Linked DNA regions of Mus musculus: region 1 is linked to region 2. A link is a loop called in an ENCODE intact Hi-C map of the cell type or tissue named here. Cell type or tissue: left cerebral cortex. All regions are shown on one strand. Links, peaks and the distances in the headings refer to the core of each region. The heading gives the core; the rest is flanking DNA.

What was found. Peaks named below come from ENCODE experiments on the same cell type or tissue, not always from the same donor. Only the 100,000 strongest peaks of a DNase experiment are listed, where the experiment ranks them.
Region 1: it touches region 2 in a loop (2.0-fold over the local background); 2 of 42 quality-filtered maps call a loop at or near these places.

What each region holds. Positions count from the first base shown.
Region 1 is chr13:24,092,465-24,100,464 of GRCm38, reverse strand. It overlaps Carmil1 (capping protein regulator and myosin 1 linker 1), which reads left to right. Exons shown (of 38, transcript NM_026825.3): 19 at 802-883; 20 at 1,405-1,504; 21 at 1,605-1,659; 22 at 5,895-6,067; 23 at 7,891-7,959. Among named protein-coding and RNA genes, the nearest start is that of Gm33573, 83 kb to the left of the region's middle. In left cerebral cortex, for the core only: no CTCF peak of the experiment used is centred there; a DNase peak (open chromatin) is centred at 3,515.
Region 2 is chr13:23,819,153-23,831,830 of GRCm38, reverse strand. It overlaps Slc17a2 (solute carrier family 17 (sodium phosphate), member 2), which reads right to left. Exons shown (of 12, transcript NM_001377113.1): 8 at 12,421-12,582; 9 at 11,835-11,967; 10 at 11,602-11,749; 11 at 10,756-10,846; 12 at 6,646-9,536. The coding sequence ends at 9,402. Among named protein-coding and RNA genes, the nearest start is that of Slc17a3, 14 kb to the left of the region's middle. In left cerebral cortex, for the core only: no CTCF peak of the experiment used is centred there; no DNase peak of the experiment used is centred there.

The DNA of each region.
Region 1 (8,000 bases), core at 1-8,000, 270 kb before region 2:
AAGAGTCTTTAAATTCCTGTATCAATTTGAATATGTAGAAAATGGTATCACATAAATCTAGAGTAGAAATTAATATAAATGCTGTAGAGATGTTTCATGTTCCTGGGCATATAGTGAATTCCTAGTAAATGATAACCCGTCTTCTCCAGTTAGATAACACATCTCTAGAGCAGGAAGGACCACAAGGTCCACTTTGTATCCTGCAGGGTGGCCTTACTATAGTCTAGTGCTATTGGAGAGTTAAGAAGACCCTACTATTTGCTTTGACTTCATAGGGAAAGACTCAGAGCTTGTCTTCCATGGCTGCCTCGCTGTTCCCTAGGATAGATGAAGTCAAACCTTGGAAGCAGAAGCAATACGTTGAAACATTCATCTTCTAGTGTCTGAAGGGATTTGCTCGATTTCCAGAACTAGAATAAAAGCTTGTATACATTGACACACATTGCCTTTTTTGTTGTTGTTTGGTTTGGTTTGGGTTTTACTGCTGGAGATTAATCCTGGGGCCCTGAGCAGGCCAGATAAGTGCCCAACACTGAGCTACAGCCCCCCTCTCCACTGAGCAGTTAAACTTGACTTACCCAGTTCCACTTTTTCCTCTTTTCGTTTTTAAAGAAGTTTGGGACTTAATGCTGGATTGCGTGCTGTAGGAAACAGTATCATTCTTTTACCATTGTGATAGAATCCTCCCTCCATTCATAGCTATTGTTAGTTGATGATTTTAAGACACTGTTAGTGATTTTTTTTTCAGGCTCCCCTGCAGCAGGAAAATGGCTTCATTTTATGTTTGATCTGTTTCTCTAGCTGAGGTCAGGAGGAGCTCAAGTGTTAGAAGGCTGCATCGCTGAAATCCACAACATCACCAGCTTAGATATCTCTGACAATGGTACGTCACAAAAGAAACTCAAATGCTACTGGAACAAGCAAGACCAGGGGAACTGGCCCGCTAGCCACAGCCCAATATACAAATTCGAAAACACATCATAAAATATCCTTCCTCCTGTGGTGAAGATTCGAGCCCAGCATTTTTAGATTCTTGGTAGTCATTAAATTATTTCAAACATTTTGCTTAATTAGCATCATTTTTGCTGGTTTAGTGAGTGACCTGAGCCTGTTAACTTTGCATAGAAATCTTAGATACAAGTGAGCAGTGTGAGCATACCGTTCCCCAATATTTTTCTGGATGTTGCTGACTTTGCACGGCCACTGACTGTAGAGGAGGCTTGGGTAACTCTGCAGAAAATGAGCTCACCTCTGTTAACTAGTAGGCCATGAAAGAGGACAGAGAGCTCTGCTGAGGATAAAGGCTAAGGGTTGTGGGGCACTGAGCTCAGTACAGGCAGCCACCCCACTGTATGATGTCACTTGTCACTTGTGTTCTGATTCCGTCTGTATGCTTCTTTTCAGGTTTAGAATCCGACCTATCTACCCTAATTGTGTGGCTCAGTAAAAACAGATCAATACAGCACCTGGCATTGGGCAAAAATTTTAATAATATGAAATCCAAGTAAGAGCTTTGACTTTTTTATGTGACAATGATGAAAATAACCAGCCTCCTGACAGCTTTTGATTTGATCCCACTGTCCACATCTTTTAAATCTCTTTAGAAATCTGACGCCTGTGTTGGACAACTTAGTGCAGATGATCCAAGATGAAGACTCTGTGAGTATCACGTGATACGTTCTACTTGCCTCTTTGTGATTATTTCTATTGGACTGATGCTGAAGTGCTTTCAGATAATTCACATGTAGATTTTATCAGTATTTTTAAAATGGAATATGCTTTAGTAGGGTTTGAATACTTAAGATTCTATTCTTCAATCTATCAGAGAGATTAAAACTAAGAACTTTTGAAAACATTCAGTGTGTGTGTGCCATGGCACGTATCTGGGCATCAGAGGACAACTCTTAGGGGTCAGTTCTCTTCTTCCACCATATGGTTCTAGGGGATTCTAGGCTATGAGTCTTGGCAGTGGGACTTTTACCACTGTGTCGTCTCATAAGAGATTTTCAAAGGTATAAATTAACTCTTCAACCCTCTGTATACTATCCAACTAAAACATGAATCTGCAGATCAGCTGGTAGTTTTACTATGTATTAGACTGAGAAACATCGTGTTCTCAACTTGGACTTTACCTAGTAATTATATCGAATTTCAGGTAGTAGGCCGGTTTCCTCTCATCGTAAATGGCTGCTTGGACTCTCATCATTTTCTTGTACTTTTGTGCCTTCTAGTTGTTTCTGAGCAAGGCTTAGATCAGAGTGAAGGTATTTAATTTCGAGTAGCATCCTATTGTGCGTGGGAAAAGGAAGCTACTTAACTGATAAAGTAGCGCATTGTCACAAATCCACTCACTAGAGAGCGTTGTGTCTTACGGTCGTTCCTTAAGACTGTCCTTTTCTTCTCAAAGTCACATTTAGTCACGAAACACAGTTTCTAAAATTCAAATTCTTGTTGCCATTACAAAGAGTTGGTCTGTGGGTGGTAGGAGTAACTTCATACCTGAATCAGACAAAGTATGTCACGTTTTGAAAAATATCCCTTTCGTTTTTGACCTTCTGCCAGGAAATGATAGTGTCTATGATATCACTTCTATGATATCAGTAAGCTGCCTTCCCTAAGGCAGCTATGGGGTTGTGGGGTTCCAGAATTCTGACCTGTTACCCCTTTCTTCACCTGAGAGGTGAAAATTCTGTTTTCTTGATTTCTGACATGCGGCTGTAATTTCTAACGTTGGCTAAACAATTCAATTTATCATTTAAGGGGTTCTGCTTTATTGCTGGGATCTCACCTGCTAATAATCTCAGGATTTTTTTTTCCTTTTATATTAGATTACTAAAGCCAAGGATAGAATTGGCATGTGATACTAATTTTATACATTTAATTTGACTTTGCACTGCTCTGAGTTATTAAATGCAGTTTTCCTGATTTGGGAACCTAATGTTAAAAAAATCATACTTAGTATTCATCCCCAAATATTTGTCTTAGTAAATAACTTAAGAAGTTTTCAAGTTCATGAAGAGCGTATTATATCAAGTTCTGCTCATTGCTTAAGGGTCTTCAAACTGTTTTTGTAGTTTTAGTTTCTTATTTAAAGATAATTTTGATATTTAAAATGCACCTGAAAACACATTTGCAGATGACAAATTTGCTATGTAAATGTGAATTCTGCCAAGTTACAAGTTTGATTAGTGTGTTGCTAATAACTCTACAGTGAATAGCTTTTTATTTTTGTGTCACTGAAAATGATGTGGGTTTTTCAAAAGGCAATTACCATCAATTTTTCTTTTCCTTAGGAATCTATAATATGCAGACCAATTTAAAGTGATTAGGAGTTGAGCCTCATGCATTCCAATATTTATTCCACAGAAAACCAATTGCTTTGGGCCTGTTTTCAGTTTTACTTAAGTAAGAGTTGAACATTCAGAATATAATCTCTGCCTTTGACACTTTGCCCACTGTGGAATCCGTTCCCCGGCAGCCCATGAATAGCTTAGTCACCCAGAACTGCACACAATGCTCAGTGGGGAGACCCAGCTTCTCAGGAGCTTCGGTATCACCTTCGCCTGTCGATGAAAGGGACTACATCCAGACTCCTGAGATGGTGGCAATGAGCAGCCAACACGACAGAGACTGTTTTGAAGGATTGCATAGAAAGCCCTGTTGCAATCCACAGAACAGGATGGGGTTCCCCCCAGGATGACTAACAACCCGGAGACTGAGTCTAGATTAAGCATTAAGCACTCATGTGGTAAGGCCGTATAAAAATGTAATGAATTAGGAAAAACTGACCTCATAAATATGTATGCAATTCAAACACACACACACTGCCCCATTCTCATTATTCTTAAGTGTTAATTTGTGTACTAGAATTTGAATGTAGTGATAGAAGAGTAGCTTAAAGATCTGGCCATTTCCCAGTATGACAGAGAAGCCATGGTAGATCATTTTGGTAGTAGTGGAAGAGAGAGTGTAAAAATGGTGAGACATGACTACTGCTTTCCACGAGGTGGTGTTGCATGTTTTGTTTTGTTTTGTTTTGTTTTGTTTTGTTTTGTTTTTTATAACATTAGATTACCTGAGTCTGAACGTTTTCCATTGTTTTCCATTTATCTGAATGTAGAATAGTAAGAACACTGTTTACTTAGCTTTCTGGCTGAGATGCCATCGCCTTAACCACCAGCAGCAGTCTCTTTCTTGCTTGGGTCTGACTCTGACTGGTGTGCTGTTCCCTTCTGATTATCCTGGGCTAAGTCTGGTCAGCCACATGGCCCGAGAATGTCAAGAATGGTGGTATAGTCACTCTTCTAACTGAGTCACATGATAGTTCTCTGTTGATATTTGAGTGTTTTATTTTTTATCTTCTTCCTCTTTCTTCCTTTTGAAACAAGGCCTCATACAGTATAGTCTGGCCACAATTTATCCCCCTGCCTCTATCTCCCAGGTGCTCAGATTTCAGGTATGAGCTGCCATGCCTGACTGATGTCTAGATTTGAACTCCGTCCTCTTCACCCTGACCTTGTACATCATAGATAGAGACCTCTCTCTTTCATACACATAGGTGCATGATCAGTACAACCTGGTGGAGCAGGCACAGGTAGATCTTACGTTGTATTTGCTTGTTGTCATGGAAATCACTCAGCTTCTAGCCATTTACCTGCCTGGGATACCAGTGCTGCTTAAGGGAATGAGGCCAGAGGAGAACACTTCACATAACAGATGTCATTCCGCAGGTCTGAACTGGGACCTTTCATGCCTTGTTGGTGTATGTCTTGGGATTTACCCCTGCCTGCACTGAGTCTTGCAAACGCAGATGCCCACCGGACTAGGGGGGACAGTAGAGCAATTAGAAGGATTTGGGCACTGGAGGAAAGTCTATTTGGTGTTTGGTCATGTACCCTGAAGGCCAGACCAAACCTGTATCCAGCCTGAGTGGCTTTCAGTCTCTAGTTGGTGTAGATTCACATACGGTGTATGATCGTACAGATTTGACTTTTTGTTTCTTGAATCACAGGAATATCTTCTGATGGAAACTTAAGACACAGTTAAAGGATAATGACCAAAAATGTTCTAAAATAAGCTCCTTGGGGGTAGTGTTACATCTTTGTTGAGAGCACACACTCCAAAACTTGCTCCCACAAGCTGACTCTGATTCATCTCTGGACTAATGCTATGACTTTGTTTTGTTTGGCTGTATTGCTTTTTGGTAAGATAGAATACCATGCACCCCATGCTGGCTTTGAATATTTTATGGGACTAGCCTTGAACTTCTTATCCTTCTGCCCCTACTTCCCAAGAGCTAGGATTATAAACTTGTACACACACACACACACACACACACACACACATACACACACATACACACACACCACATGCCCGTCATCTTCTAACTGTGGGTTTGGTTGAGTTGCTTAACCCTTCTGTTTCTGGTGACTAAGGATGACAATCATGCCTCAGTACATAATGGTGTCTGAGAGGGTTAATTAAACCACACATGAAAAGAGGAAGCAGTGGTTGGGTATAGTAAATGCTTAGGAAATATTCATCGGCTGAACATTATTCATCTTGGGTATGTTTCATTTTGTATTCGGGCCCTGTCTTTTAGAGTTATTTTTCACGTATAGAAAAATAAATTGGGTAGAAAGGAATAATGCCTCAAGTGGGACACTTCTGTGACCTGTGGCTTGCCATAGAAGCAACAGATATTCATCAATTCATTCTGGAAGTCTATTTAATGTCAGAACCTTCCGGTTCCAACCTCACCCCTACCCATGGCTTTAGACAGCAATTCCCAAAGCAGACAGTTCAATGAGTCCTATTCTCAGTTCTCTGTGGAGAGTTGGGAAAGTGGTCATTGCTTTGATGAAGCCATTCAGTGCTGTGTGCCCCACCCCCAGCCTCTGCAGTCGTTGTCCCTGGCTGACTCAAAACTCAAGGCTGAGGTCACCATCATCATCAATGCCCTGGGCAGCAACACCTCCCTGACCAAAGTGGACATCAGTGGGAATGGCATGGGGGACATGGGAGCGAAGATGCTGGCCAAGGCTCTCCAGATCAACACCAAACTCAGGTAGGCACCAGTGTCCTGACCCTGAGGGTTTGCTGCTCCTTCTAGGGTAGTCTGGGTCTCCCAGGATACCCGCTGGGAAGAAATTTTTACCAGAGTACTTGGTTGGGACTCTTGAAACACATAGTATTTCCACTGATGTTTGACTTTACAAGTCCTCTGTGATGTAAAACCCTGACAGATTGTTGTGGTTTCTTTCTCAATGTAGTCTTGACACCTAACCAGGGAGATAATGTCAATAAGAAGCAGGGATCTTTGCAGGCCATGCTGTGGGAGCAGACCTAGACAATCCATGTCTTTTAGTGACAGGCCATGTTTTAAGAGTTGCATCCTCAGGTGATATAGCTATGCAGGCATCACAGAGGTACTTACACAAAGAAACTGTCCATGATATCCCTGGGCTATATAGTTAGTGGTTCATGTTCTTATTTGGAACAGGACCATATGTTGTTGTAGGTCTGAGGCCTTTCTTCCACTCCACACCTCTGTAATAAAGACTTGAAACACAAGGGCACAAGAAGACTGCTTTTCAAAGGCTGGTTCCCCAGGGGACCCATTTCTGTTTTTCAGTCATACCCTGGACTTTTTGTACACACAACTCTTCTTGAGAACCACCAGTGCTTTGCCCCATTGTTATCTGTTCCTCAGAGTGATCAGAATTTGCCACTGGTCTGTCAGTGTGTTGACTGAAGAGCAAACACCTGTTGCTCTCCTAGGGCTCTTTTTGGATGCTCCATTTCTTTAGCATGACACAGAATCAGAACCTTCTAACTAAACTGAAGCCACAAGCCAAGAGGAGTAGCGAGGGCTTTGAAAGTCAATGTGGCTGATGGAGGTCATCAGGACTAGCATGGGAGGGCAGTAAATGTCAGGCTGAAGACCTCCAGGTGAAGGAAAGGTTGTGTGTGTCCAGGGAATCATAAAACCTCACAAGTGCACGTGTTCAATAGGTAAGGTTGTATTTTTCCTAAAATACGCTAAGTCAACAGCCTCCTAGATCATAGTAGACTGATCTTTGGCCAGAGTGAGGGAAATTCTCAAGATTACACCAGGACAGGAAAATGAGAGAGCATGAGATAGGGCAAAGTTCACTCTAGGTTTTAAAGATGTTTATGTTGGACACAGGGCTGGGCAGTGTCTTTGGTCAGGAGCTTTCGGTTTCTATGTGAATACAGGGATGCTATCTGGAGAACAGAGGGACCAAGTCAATAAGTTGTGCTGTTGTGCTTTTAGGTATAGTTTTTCAAAAATATTTGGGTAATAGCTGTGTTAAGCTATGATGTAGGGGCTGAGAATATAACTTAGTGATATAGTGCATGCTTAACATGCATGACATCATGGGTTCAACCTTAACAGAAGGAAGGAAGGAAGGAAGGAAAGAAAGAAAGAAAACAAGAAAGATAAAAAGATAAAAAGAGAAAGTGAGAAAGCAAGAAAGCAAGCAAGAAAGAAAGACACTATTGCGTGAAATGGCCATTTTTGTTTTGATGAAACAAATGAATGTTATTCCTTTCTTACATGATGCCATCATTAAAATGCTTATAAGCATGTCCAACCTATGTCCTGCCAATTGCATATCAGTAAGTGCAGCCAGAGATAGCTATGAGTTCAGTCCAACACATATTTTTACATTTACTTAAGACTTTATGATATTTCTACAAAATTAAGTAACTATGTTGCTTGGCATCAGTGTTGTGTCAGGATGTCAAAGGGCTGGATGTGCCTAGAAACAGTGTTGATTCAAAGAGCCTTATCTCCAGGGGAGGGGGGATCATCCTGGCCACACCTCAGAATCTGACTGTTGACATGGCTTCATTTCCAAACAGGACAGTCATCTGGGACAAAAACAACATCACTGCACAAGGCTTTCAAGACATAGCTGTTGCTATGGAAAAGTAAGTTTTAATTAGGATTCTTCTCTGGGATAGTACTAAAG
Region 2 (12,678 bases), core at 1,918-9,917:
TTTTTATTTGTAATCAATTGTTACCACATGTGCATTTAGAAACTGCTAAGATACATGCGATTCTGTTCTCTTTTAATGTGTACATGAATTACCTTTGTGACTCTCACCTTCAGCAGCAAAAAGAACCCAGAACCGTGGAATAATATCCCCAAAGTGCTCAAACAGAACGCTTTGCAATCTAGCATTTTATGCACAATTAAGTGAATTCAAGGATAAGGGTGAAACAAACACATGAACACACCCTTAAAGAAAGACTAAGAAAATCTTCTGCTCAGAAAGATAGTTAATTTAATGTATAGTAAGGGGAAATAGCAAGCTTATTTTCACCTTATGATCTTAAACATCATGAAGTTTTATAACCTTGTTGTAAGAGTCATGTTCCTGCTCCATATTTGTGGGCTTAACCAGGCTATTTTAAAGCCTGTGGTGGTTTGAAAGTGGATGATCCCCATAGGCTCATTTGAATACTTGATCCCAATGGGAGAAACTGTGTGGGAAGGATTATGGGGTGTGGCCTTGGAGGACCACTGAGGACTTTGAGGTTTCAAATGCTTTAGCCATTCCCAGTTAGAACATCTCTTGTTCTAACTTCTACTTGGGAATAAGAGCGTGAGCTCTGGGCTACTGCTCCAGTTTGCCATGCCTGCCTGCCTTCTGTTGTGCTCCATAGCTACCTTGGACTCACCCTCTGAACCTGCAAGCCTCTTCTCGTAGCTGTCTTGGTTATGACGGTTTGTCACAACAATTGAAAAGTATCTACGACAACACCCCTACTTCATTTACTGATATTCATTCAGAAATAAAGCAAAATAAAACAAAATAAAAACCTTTAGAAGAGAAAATTAAAAATTTGAAGTCTCCTTTGCAATTAGTGGCATCCTGGGCCACATTAAAAAAAAAATCTAAAACCCCAAAAACAGACCCATAAATGTTTTCCTGCTTAGAGACCGTATGTTAGGTCTGGATATGCATCAAATGACTCTGCAGAAAGCCCAAAGACGGCACAGAGGAACACAGGAGCTAGACAGTCTCAATGGCTTACAAAAATCAATCATTTACCTACTTTATACTTCATGATCTTTGGGATTGGCTGTAGCCTGATCTGTGTTCCCTCATTCAGGACCTTCGTTGATAGAAGATGCTCTATTGGAGCATAAGAGGTAGCCTTATGGGGAGAAGATAAAGGAATTGGGTAAGTCATAATTTCCTTGGACAAGGGAAGTCATGTAGGAAAGTGCCACCCACCATCACACAGGGAAGGGCAGAGATATGCATAAAATGTACCATTTATCACTGTCTGAAATATGGATCACATTTGATTCGTGGTCTTTTCTACACATAAAACATATTCAGTGGGTAAACCTCACTGGGTCCCAAAGTCACATTCAATCGCTACCTCATCTGGATTCAGGTCCTTTTGCTTTGAAAACTCAATAAACCACATTTTTCCCAAGTCTACTCCACCCAATGACCCCCTGTCCAACAATGGGCCAGAAACAAAATAACTACAGAAACAGGAAACAGTGGCCATTTGTCCAATGAGATTCTGAAATCCCTCTAGGACAGCCCCACAGTTCACTGTGTTCCCTGGCCCTTAGCTCCATGTTGATGAGAGTCTCTTCTCTGTTATTTTCTTGGCCACATTAGAAGACACTGGCAAATAGGCACAACCTTAGGAATAGAGCTGTTTTCATAGTCCATATTCGGACAAAAAAGATGAGTGTCCCAATACACCATTTCTCTCTCTCTCTCTCTCTCTCTCTGTGTGTGTGTGTGTGTGTGTGTGTGTGTGTGTGTGTGCGTGAGAGAGAGAGAGAGAGAGAGAGAGAGAGAGAGAACTTACATGCCATGAAATCATGACATGCATGTATGCATGTAAAGGTCAAAGGATAACATGGGTTACTGTCCTTTCCTTCTGCCATGTTTAAGACAGAATCTCTTGCTGTTTACTGTTGCTTATGCCTGCTGTCTGGCCAGGGAGCTCCTAGAGATTCTCTTGGCTCTATCTTCTGTCTTGCTATAGATGTGCTAAGATTTCAGGTGTGTGTGCCACTGTGTCTGGCTTTTATGTGGGTTCTAAACTAAACTCAGATTATCATGTTTACACAATAAATAGTTCACTCACTAAACCCCAAGGCAACATTTTAAGTTCCAAAAAGTTACCGTCACCTTTAGTTCAGGCTAATTGGTGTAACAGTCCCAATTCTTTCCTTTTTTTTTTTTTTTTTTTTTTGGTGTAGTCCTTATTTAATTAGAACCAATTTTACATGCTGACCTATGTTCCTCTTACTTGCTAACCTGCCCCTCCTCCTTTCAGTCCATCTGGAGATTTCTGGTTCTCCCTCCAATTCTTCACCTGAGTTTTGCACACCTTGAGTTTGTCCAGCTTTTGTGATAAAGTCCTCCATTCTGTTTTCTGAGTTGTTTTGCTGAATCCAAAGTATTTTCCTGGGCATGTAATTCATAGTTTTAAACAATGAGTTGTGTGGATCTCTCATTCATTTGCTTTGGTTCTTGTCATAAAAATATTTTAGCATTTTTTAAAAATCATTTTCTGGGGATCCATCCCATAATCAGCTTTCAAACGCTGACACCATTGCATACACTAGCAAGATTTTGCTGAAAGGACCCTGATATAGCTGTCTCTTGTGAGACTATGCCGGGGCCTGGCAAACACAGAAGTGGATGCTCACAGTCAGCTATTGGATTGATCACAGGGCCCCCAATGGAGGAGCTAGAGAAAGTACCCAAGGAGCTAAAGGGATCTGCAACCCTATAGGTGGAACAACAATATGAACTAACCAGTACCCCCTGGAGCTTGTGTCTCTAGCTGCATATGAATCAGAAAATGGCCTAGTCGTCCATCAGTGGAAAGAGAGGCCCATTAGTCGTGCAAACTTTATATGCCTCAGTACAGGCGAATGACAGGGCCAAGAAGTGGGAGTGGGTGGGTGGGGGAGTGGATGGGGGACCGTGTGGGGGACTTTTGGGATAGCATTGGAAATGTAAATGAAATAAATACCCAATTAAAAAAATAAAAAAATAAAATCATTTTTCTTTTTTTCTTTTTATTCTTTTTTTCTTGGATATTTTCTTTTATTTGCCTTTCAAATGTTTTCCCCTTCCCAGGTCTCCCCTTCAGAAACTCCCTATCCCATCCCCTCTCCCCCTGCCTCTATGAGAATGCTCCCCCACATACAAGTATAATGATCCCCAAACTGGCCAGTTATTTACTGGTTTCATAGAGTTTGCCTTTGTGTTATTGTTGTTGTTAAGTGTAGCCAGTAGCAGTGAAAGCACATTGTGAGAACTGATGACATAGTTTAGTTGCTAGAGCAGTTGAAGTTGGGCATGGTAGCACATGCTTGCCATCACGGCATTCTGGAGGGAGAAGAAGCAGGATAATGACTGAAGGACAGTCTGGGATACTAGGCAAGACCTTCAAAAATAAGAGAGAGGGGAGGGGGAGCAAGAAAGAAGCACAGCCTCGACATATATATCCCAATCAGTCCTTCAAAATGAAGACTCTCATAAGAACATGGAAAACGGTAAACACAAATGAAAATGTCCCAAGAAACTTGTTATCTTATATGCTTAAAAGAAAAGATGCTCATGTGGTTTATCTTCTCTTTCCAAGTTGCTCTGCATACTGAATGGTCCTGAACATGGCAGGTCTGTTTATGCACACACGTTTGTCTGAGGGTAGGACTTCTCATATCATTCACAGACATCAGGACAGATGAGGTTAAACAAAAATGAGGAATGCAACCTCCAGAATTCAGGTCTTACAAGTGTCTATTTCACAGAACATGACCAAGGGTCAGTGGCTGCTTCCTTTCTACCTCATCCTCCTGCTGGATGCTGGAAAGTACAGCACTTCCTGTCTAGGCATCAAGTCTTATGTGAGAGAAGAGAATGTGTGGGAAGAATATGAAAAGAGACCCTATGCCACTTCATACTGCTACACTGAATGTGGAATATCCCCTTAGTGTCTTATTTGTCTGAACACTTGGTCTCTAAATAATGGGGCTCTTCTGGAAGGTTGTGGGGTCTTCATAAGATGGGGTTCATATGGAAGAAGTGAAGGGTGGAGGGACTGATTGCCCTTGAGGTTTACAGCTCAACTCTGCTTCCTGTCTAACTTGTGAGTTAAGGTTTTAGAACTGCTAACTGATTAGTGTGTACTATGGAGTGGGGCATGTACATGCATGTGTAGGTCAGAGGATAACTTTGTGCAGTTAGCTCTCTTCTCCCATCCTTCCATAGGTTCTGGGAATAGAACTCAGTCCATCAAGGTTCAGCAACAAATGCTTTCTCCACTGATCAATGTCACTGGGCCTGTGGGTGGTTTGTTAACTCTAGTTATCTAGCTTCTATTTGCTCCTTACACAAGACTTATCGCTGCTATTATTTCTACTAGTATCATTGTTTGGGTCATTTCCAGTTATTCTACTACTTTCAGAAAGACCACATTCAGGTAGAAAAAAAGAAAGGCCCAGGCTTTAAGATAAAAAGTGAAAATTTGGGTCATTTCCAGTTATTCTACTACTTTCAGAAAGACCACATTCAGGTAGAAAAAAAAAGAAAGGTCCAGGCTTTAAGATAAAAAGTGAAAATACACTACTGGATGGGAGATTCTGCCTGGGTACATGTCAAAGAATTTTTAATGGGACCAAATGTTTTCCTAACAGTTTCTCAGGTTGAAAATCACATACAATGGAAACTATGTATGAAAGAGTGTTGGCTTGGTGATGTGCGTTAGTCAATATGACAGAAGGAAAAGGTCTTCCTGTTCAATAATTACAAAGCATTTGAATTTGCAGATTCTTCTGAACGTGTGCAAAACTACAAGTGGAAACAAGTCTACATATAGGACTTAGAGGGACATCAACAGGCATGAAGAGAGAAAGCCAGAATGGCTGAGAGGACGAATGTTGATGTCCAAGTCAGAAGGGAGAGGGAGGATAATATCCTACCCATGAAGCAACAGGGCAATGGCCGTGGATTGCTGAGTTAGCAGTTGTGTTAGGATCAGTGCCAAGTCCCAAATAGAAAACAAAGTAGGTGGTAATGGAGAAAGCCCAGTACAGAGTTTTTAGCTGTGTTTAATGTAACTTGCAATAAATGTACATATTGTTTCATAAGGCATATCACTTTAAAATGGTTTTTATTCCTATGATTATGATGGAATAATTGGAGTTTTCAGGGAGTAAAGACTGTCCAGTATTTGGCTTTATAATTTTGTCACCAGATTTTTATTATTAATGTAAAAAAAAAGGTTGGTTTTGCTTTTAGGGGTGTTTGTTTGTTTGTTTGTTTGTTTTAGAAATATCAGTAGATAGACACTGGCAGTGTTGTGAGGAACAGAGATATGCAGAGTTGCTCTCGATGTCCGGCACCATGCTGTTGGGAAGTAGGCATTTTATTTTTGTGTGATAATTGGGGCTCAGTTTTTACTTTTATTTTACAGACAACTGTTATAACAATATTGTTTTCCTTGGCATTCATTGCTCAGCATAGATGATGTGTACACTATCTCTGTGCACATAATCCTATTTAATTTTTTTGCATAAAATAAATGCTTTTACATGTCTTAAAAAAAAGAAGCCAGTGCAAAACTTGATAACAACTTTGGAGAAATACATGAATAATGAATATATTTTCCCAAGAGGAAAAGGTTTCTTGATTTTATTGTACAAGTCTATGCCAATATCCTGAGCCTCTTGGACATATTTTAATTCATTTCTCTGAGTGTGAGACCAAAGACTCACTTGACATCCAAATTCCGTCTGCCAGGCTCCACATATGCCACTTTACATCATCTAGACAATCACCCCTGAGTAAGAACGTTTACAGGGCAGAATGGCTGTAGAGTTATAGGTGAGGATGCATTGCGTTGCTCTTTGTGTCATTTAGTCTCTGTACTCTCCCTGCCTTATTCCTTACACCCATGGCATATTTTCTATGATAGCCCCCCCCCCAGGTGATAGTGTTACACATAGGTCCATAAAGTTGGACCATTGGAGATCATTCGCTGATAGCACTAGATTAAGTGCTTTCTAGAGCTGAAGAGTTACATATTGAAAAGGTAGGGAAGCTGGGGAGATAGCAAAGACCTTGCTAGCAAGCGTTAGGACTTGAGTTAGATTCTCTAGAAGCTGTATAAAAAAAGATGCTGAGCATGGTAGCATGTGCTTTTATCCCCAGGGCTGGGGAGGCAGAAGCTTGTAGATCTCTGGAACTCATTGGCTGCCCAGGTTACTCTATTTTGCAGTTTCTAGAACAGTGAGAGATTTCAAAACAGAAATAAAACCAGTGGATGATTCCCCTGTAGCAACAGCTGAGGTTGTCCTTTGACCTCCACTTTGCCCAGTTTCAGAAAAGCAACTGAGCAGCAAGCCTGATGGCATAGGCTGGCCACCTTAGCATTCAGGAGAGTGAGGAAGGAGGATCATGAGTTCAAGGATAGTGTGGGCTACACAGAGAGACCTCGTGTGTCAACCCTTCTTCCTCATAAAAGCAACAAGGTTTGGCCACTCTAAAAGTGGTTTCAACAAACTAGAATAGACCAAACAAGCACACAAACAGGGGGAAAAAGAGTCAAAGAGAGAGTACAAGAAACACACAGAGATGTAATGATACACATTCATGCAAACACAGGAATTTTACTAAAATATAAAATAAAAACCATAATGTATAAGCAAAATATCTCTAAGGTAAAAAAAAAGAGCAAATGAAGCATTATGAGTCAACAGATCAAAACAAAAAACATAAGCAACCTTCAAGAATATCATTGAGTTGATTTTTGTGTTGCCCATCTACTGCTAGGCATGGGGCCCGCCTTTACGTGTAATTTGTATAACCAGTACAACTCCATTAAAGCAAACAAAGTTCAATTGGAGTCACCTTCTGGGTAGGGATGGGGGTTTGTGTCCATGTTCTTCTCAGTGCTAGTGCCCACTCTGGCTAAGACAAGTGCATACTGGGTATGCTTTCACAAAGGTTATGAGTTCACATGGACATCAGCTCTGTTGTATCTAAAAGGCCTTGTCTCCTTGGGGGGGGGGTCTTCCATCCCCAGCGGCTCTTACAATCTTTCCCCCTACTTTTCCAAAGTTCCCTGAACCCTGAGGGGAAGAATTTGATGGAGACATTCCATTTAGACTGAGGGCTCCAAGGTCTCTCGCTTTCAGCCCATTGTCCAGTTGTGGGTGTCTGTCTGTATTCTCACCTACTACGGGAAGAAGCTTCTCTGATGATGGCTGAGCAAGACACTGTAAGTACAGCAGAAGGCCATTAAGAGTCATTTTATTGCCATGTTCCTTTCACCGAATAGTAGTATTTGCCTTTCTTATAGATCTATGACCTATCTAGTCTCAGGTTATTGACCAACTGAGAATTCTTAGGCATGTTTGTTGTTGTTGTTGTTTGTTTGTTTGTTTGTTGTTTTGTTTTTTGGAGTGGACCACCTTAAATACGTCAGATAGTTAGTTACTCCCACGACTTTGTTTTGCCACTATTTACCAGCATATCGTTCAAGCAGATCGCTATTGTAGAGCCAAGGTTTTTAGCTAGGTTGGTGGTTTCCTTTCTCCACTGGTAGCACGGAGTGCCTTCTTCAACCATGAACTAGTCAGTAAGGTTCTATGTGGGCACCAGTACAACTTTTCAGTGTTCATTGAGTAATGTAGGTGTTGTTTTCAGCAATAGGGCCTAACCATCAGTTTGTGGAGAGCCACCAATGACCTTGGCAATAGCTTGGGTTATTTGTGGGTTTCCATGGGGGCATCTCCAGCCAACAACTCAATTAGATGTAAGCCATTTCTGGCACTAGAGGTTTTATTTGGTGGTAGAAGATGCCTAGTTAGAGCTTTGTCTCCCATTTCATGGTGATTTCATTTATATTGCTTTTATTTATATGCGTTTTTATATATTTAAGAAGTTTCTATGCTAGTAGATTTCTATATGACCCTTCTAATGGACCTTAGTTTTAGCTGTCTCTCCCCATATTTCCTCTTATCCACTTCTTTCTTCCCTCTCTCAATTTAACTCCCAGACTACAATCATTCTTTGAGAGCTCTCTCTCCCTTCATATATAACATACCAATTCATTATATAATATCCCTCTTTCCAGTCTTCTAGTTTCATACAGACTCCTTTGCTCTATGTATTATAAATATTTGGAAAGCAGATCCAATGAGTTATTATCTCAGCATCACTCTCAGTACCTGACACCAACTATTATCCTTACAACTTCTGGTCAAAATTACCTCTTGTTCTAACTCTAACCTAATTAGAAGGTTCTCCTCCCCTTATGAATTAATCAAAGGTTCTTGTCCTGCAGTCATTTTGAAATTCTTAATATGATTTTAAAAATACTTTTTCTAAGAAAATTGAGGCAAAAATAGAATAAGCCATCTATATGGAGGTGCCTTAGAGTTTATTGTACACATTAAAACCCCAAACCAATTACTACTGAATTTTATTTTATAATTGAATATGACTATTTGGGAGAATATGAGGGTCACATAGTCTCTACCTTAAGGATGAATGTCTCTTATGCAATTTTTCTCCAAGCATCTCTCCAGCTCATTTAACCCTTACTAATCTCTTCCCTGATGTTCACTTAAGAGTGTTTCTGTTTTCTCTTTCTAATTTCACCACATGACTAAACTATGATAGTGTTTTGAGATGTTCACTTTGCCCTTTCTGGTATCTATTCAATCTCTCTTTCTGTATTCCATTTAAACTTCATTCATTGAATCATTTTCTCATTGTTTTTTGGTCACAACCTCCAAGAAATTGGCTAAGATTCATAAATATTGTTCCATCTTTAGAAAGACTCCTACCCTACATAATTTTAATGTACTTTGTTTAATCTTAGTATGTTTATTTTAACAGCATCTAACTGTATAAACACCCATGTTTCCTGGAGTATTATAAAAGGAATAAAGTTAATTCTATGATTATAGGATTCAATTCTGTTCTTTGTTGAGTTTTATAGCTTAAAAATACAATTCTTATAGGACCTTTCCTGTGTTCCTAACAGTCTCAAAGAAGGTTTATCAAATTATTTCAGATAGATTTTTATTCATCTACTACTTTCCAAAGAGGAAAATTCAAAGGCAACTAAAATTGACTTCAAATTCCTCTACCATTATCAAACACAGTTGCATGAAAAACTTCCCAGGAGTCTAAAACTTAGTGGCACCTGGGTTCCACCACAGACTAACTCACTCTGGAGGGTAGCCTGGGATCTGCTTTTGAAGATCTTTGGAAAATGCTAGCACCCAGCCAGAATAGAGAAGCGCTGTGTCTATGGTCGTAAGTACAAAGAAAGAATGGTGATAAGCAAAGTATGTTAAGGGTCAGCACTTTGGTTGGTCTCCAACCCTACATCCTCAGAGGCGGGTGAGAGTCCTTTCTTTGGCCCAGCTCTGGATTTCTGCTTGTCCAAATATGAGATAAAAGATCAGACCAAACATGTTGACAGCAGCAGACAGGAAAAACACATTCCTCCATCCTGATTCAGAATCCTGAACACAAAAACATACAATGAATTATTAATATTATAAATTTCTTTCCTACCAATTATACAAGTCCTTTGCTTTGCATATTGCATTGCTAATCACACACAAATTAAGGGGCAAATACAGAACACACTTAGTATCCTGTTGGCCAAGAGGGTCATGAAACTGTTGGGAACCAAATGACTCTATAAAGCACACTGGGTCTTATGTTGTAGTAGCTACTTTCGCAAATGAAAACAAATTAAGCAATACTGATGCTTCTCCAGAAATCTGGATTTCAACAGTTATAAATATGAAACTTTATAATTATGCCAAAATGCATAGTGAAGGTCTGTCCTTCTTGCTTTGTTTAGTTTTTTAGGTATTGACTTCAATCAGTACAGCTCCTTACATGGACTTTTCAACATATATTGAACTACATTTGACCTGTTTGATAAACTCTCCTGTCAGGCCAATTCACTGTTGCCATTATCATCATAGAGAATTCTTATACATTTACTCATAAATTAGCCCATAATCTAGGTCATCTAGCTGTACTAAAAACAAAACAAAACTCTGCTTCTCAGGCTGACACTACAGTTCTTCCATCCTAGCCTGAGTCTTCCATTACTGCCTTCCCTCTTGCTCACTAGACCACATTTAGATGCTGAGAGCAAACCTCTCAGCTATGCTCCCTAAAGTCATACAGCTGCTCTCCTCTCTCCTCCGTCTACAGATTGATGTCCTTATTAATAAGGACCCTCAGATATTAGTTTTTCCCTTCACTGATGTACAAACTGTCTACTATTAATTTGATTGGACTCTTCATGACGCCCTCTTCCTTCTCCCATCCTTATCACTTACTAATTCTTGACATCATTCATTCACTCTCGTCACAATAAAGGCCTCTCTCTTGTCTGTTTGGTGGTGAGCCTCGTCTTAAATTCCTGAGCTATCTCTCCACCCGCTCTCGCTCCTTTTACCCCCAGAAGTCATGGAAACACTGTTCTTTGTACCCAAACAGCTCGTTTTCACAAAATGAATACTGATTCCCTTTGACAAACTCAGCTTTTCACTTTTCTTTCCCCGGGAAGCATGACATGCCACAGTGTGATTTTCATGAACTGAATGTTCAAATCCATGCTTGCTTCCCCTGGACACTTGCACAACCTTTGAGAGCACGGTATATATTTTCAATACCTAAGACAATACCTGCCACTTGCAGATGTTCAATAACATGCCCAACCTGACTGATAAGGAATCCGGTGGTAGTGGATGAGATGATCCCTGCAGTAAGACCAAATCCCCTTGAGATGCCCATGAGGAAACTTGCATATCTGTGAAGAAGATGATTTTATGTAGAAAACCATCCATAGCAGAAGTTCAACTTTCATGAAACACATTTTTAATGGCAAGGACATTTGGCCTAGTAGTTTCTGTTACCTAAAGACATCCAAAGAAATATTTATTTACCAACTTTGAAATCATCCATCTACTGAATCAATAGCTAGAAAAACCAGAGAAGTAGTTTCTGTGGGAACTTTTTTCACAACAGTGTTCAGTGCAGAGGGCAGTTTGCTTAACAGACAAGTATCAGTTTCCAACTCTGAAGCCAAACTGTATGCCTTTAGATCCTGGCTCTGCCCTTGTGTGACCACAGCCAGGTCTCATATGCCAGTGTGCTTCAGTCTCCTTTCCCTAAATCAGGGGGTCATAATAGGATCTACTTAATGTATTTGTGATGATGACAAATATTGATTTCTGAGAATGTGTTAGCATAGGTCTGGCTCGTGGTGAGTAGTCTATGTGTGGTGGCTGGCATAATAAACACCCTGGAAATTTCCAAAACAGATGTCTGTGGCCTTTTCCCAAAACACACAGTTTAATCTCTTACCAGGGAACTTGAAAAACTTTCTCTATCCAGACATGAGACACGTGGCCATGGCTGTGAACCAACATTTCTAGTTATCTGTCACTTCACCTTGGTTTAGTACATACCAGCAACAGACAGGCTTTGCACATTGGCATTGACACTGAGAACTACCATCACGTGAGTGGTCTGATAAAGGCAACAGACAGGTAAAGCCCTTACCTGGGGGCAACGTCTAGGGTGTTGATGATGAACCCTGAGTCACACAAATTGCTGGTCCCAGGAATGAGTATCAGCAAAACAATGGTTGCTATGTAACTGGAAGTCACAAAAGGCAGGGCCACAGCGCAAAGGGATGGAAGGAGGAGCCCTGGAGAATGGGGACATGTCAAGAGGCTTCTCAAAGCACACGCAGGAAGGAGAGTGGTTACCTGAATCCACACACCTATCCTTACCCAGGGATGAAAAGAGTTTTCGAACTGTGATTAAGCTGAGAAGATTCCTGGAGAGAAGGAAATCTGCCATCTGACCTCCTAAAATTGTACAGCTTGAGGCAGCAATGAAAGGCAGGGAGGACAGAACCCCACTCTGAAAGAAGGAAATGTACACAGAACATCACAGAGCAGTGTGGGGAACCAGCGTTTATCACACAGATGGAACATAGCCTAACCTCTGAGATTCCCAGTTATTTCAGGGAAACTAGCACCCTTGCCACGCGGAAGGGCACTGTCTTAGGCCAGAGAACCAACGCCCGAGAAAAGGGATGGAAGTTTCTGGGGGAAACTTCTGGACCAGTAGGTGTGGCAGAAGAACATGGCGATTAAGAACCCAGATGCACAGCAGTAGTCGCAGTAGTCACGTAACCCACAGCAAGTTATCTCACCTCTGAATGTCCCAGTTCCACTGTTGTGAAATGGGAGTCATGGCACTGCCTCTGTCACCACCATGGTGAAGGGGAAATAATTCTATACACTGGAATATAGTGGGCAGTGCAGGACTACAGCCATTATTGTCACAGCCACAGTAGAGGAGTGTACTCACGTCTCTGATGTTAACGTGCAGCACTGTGCTGATGTACGTCGGTAGGTATGTTATGATTATGGTGCAAAGCCAGAAATGACTGAAAAAACCCATGAAAATGGCCCACAGTGGCAGGCATCTGACCATCGCCTTTATGGGGACAGACCTTCTGGGAGAACTCGACTGAAAGAAATCATCAAATCGACATTGGCATTATGATAGGTTACCCTAGAAACAGAAAGTGCTCTGCAGACGTCTGCATGGTCCATGGGTGGAAGG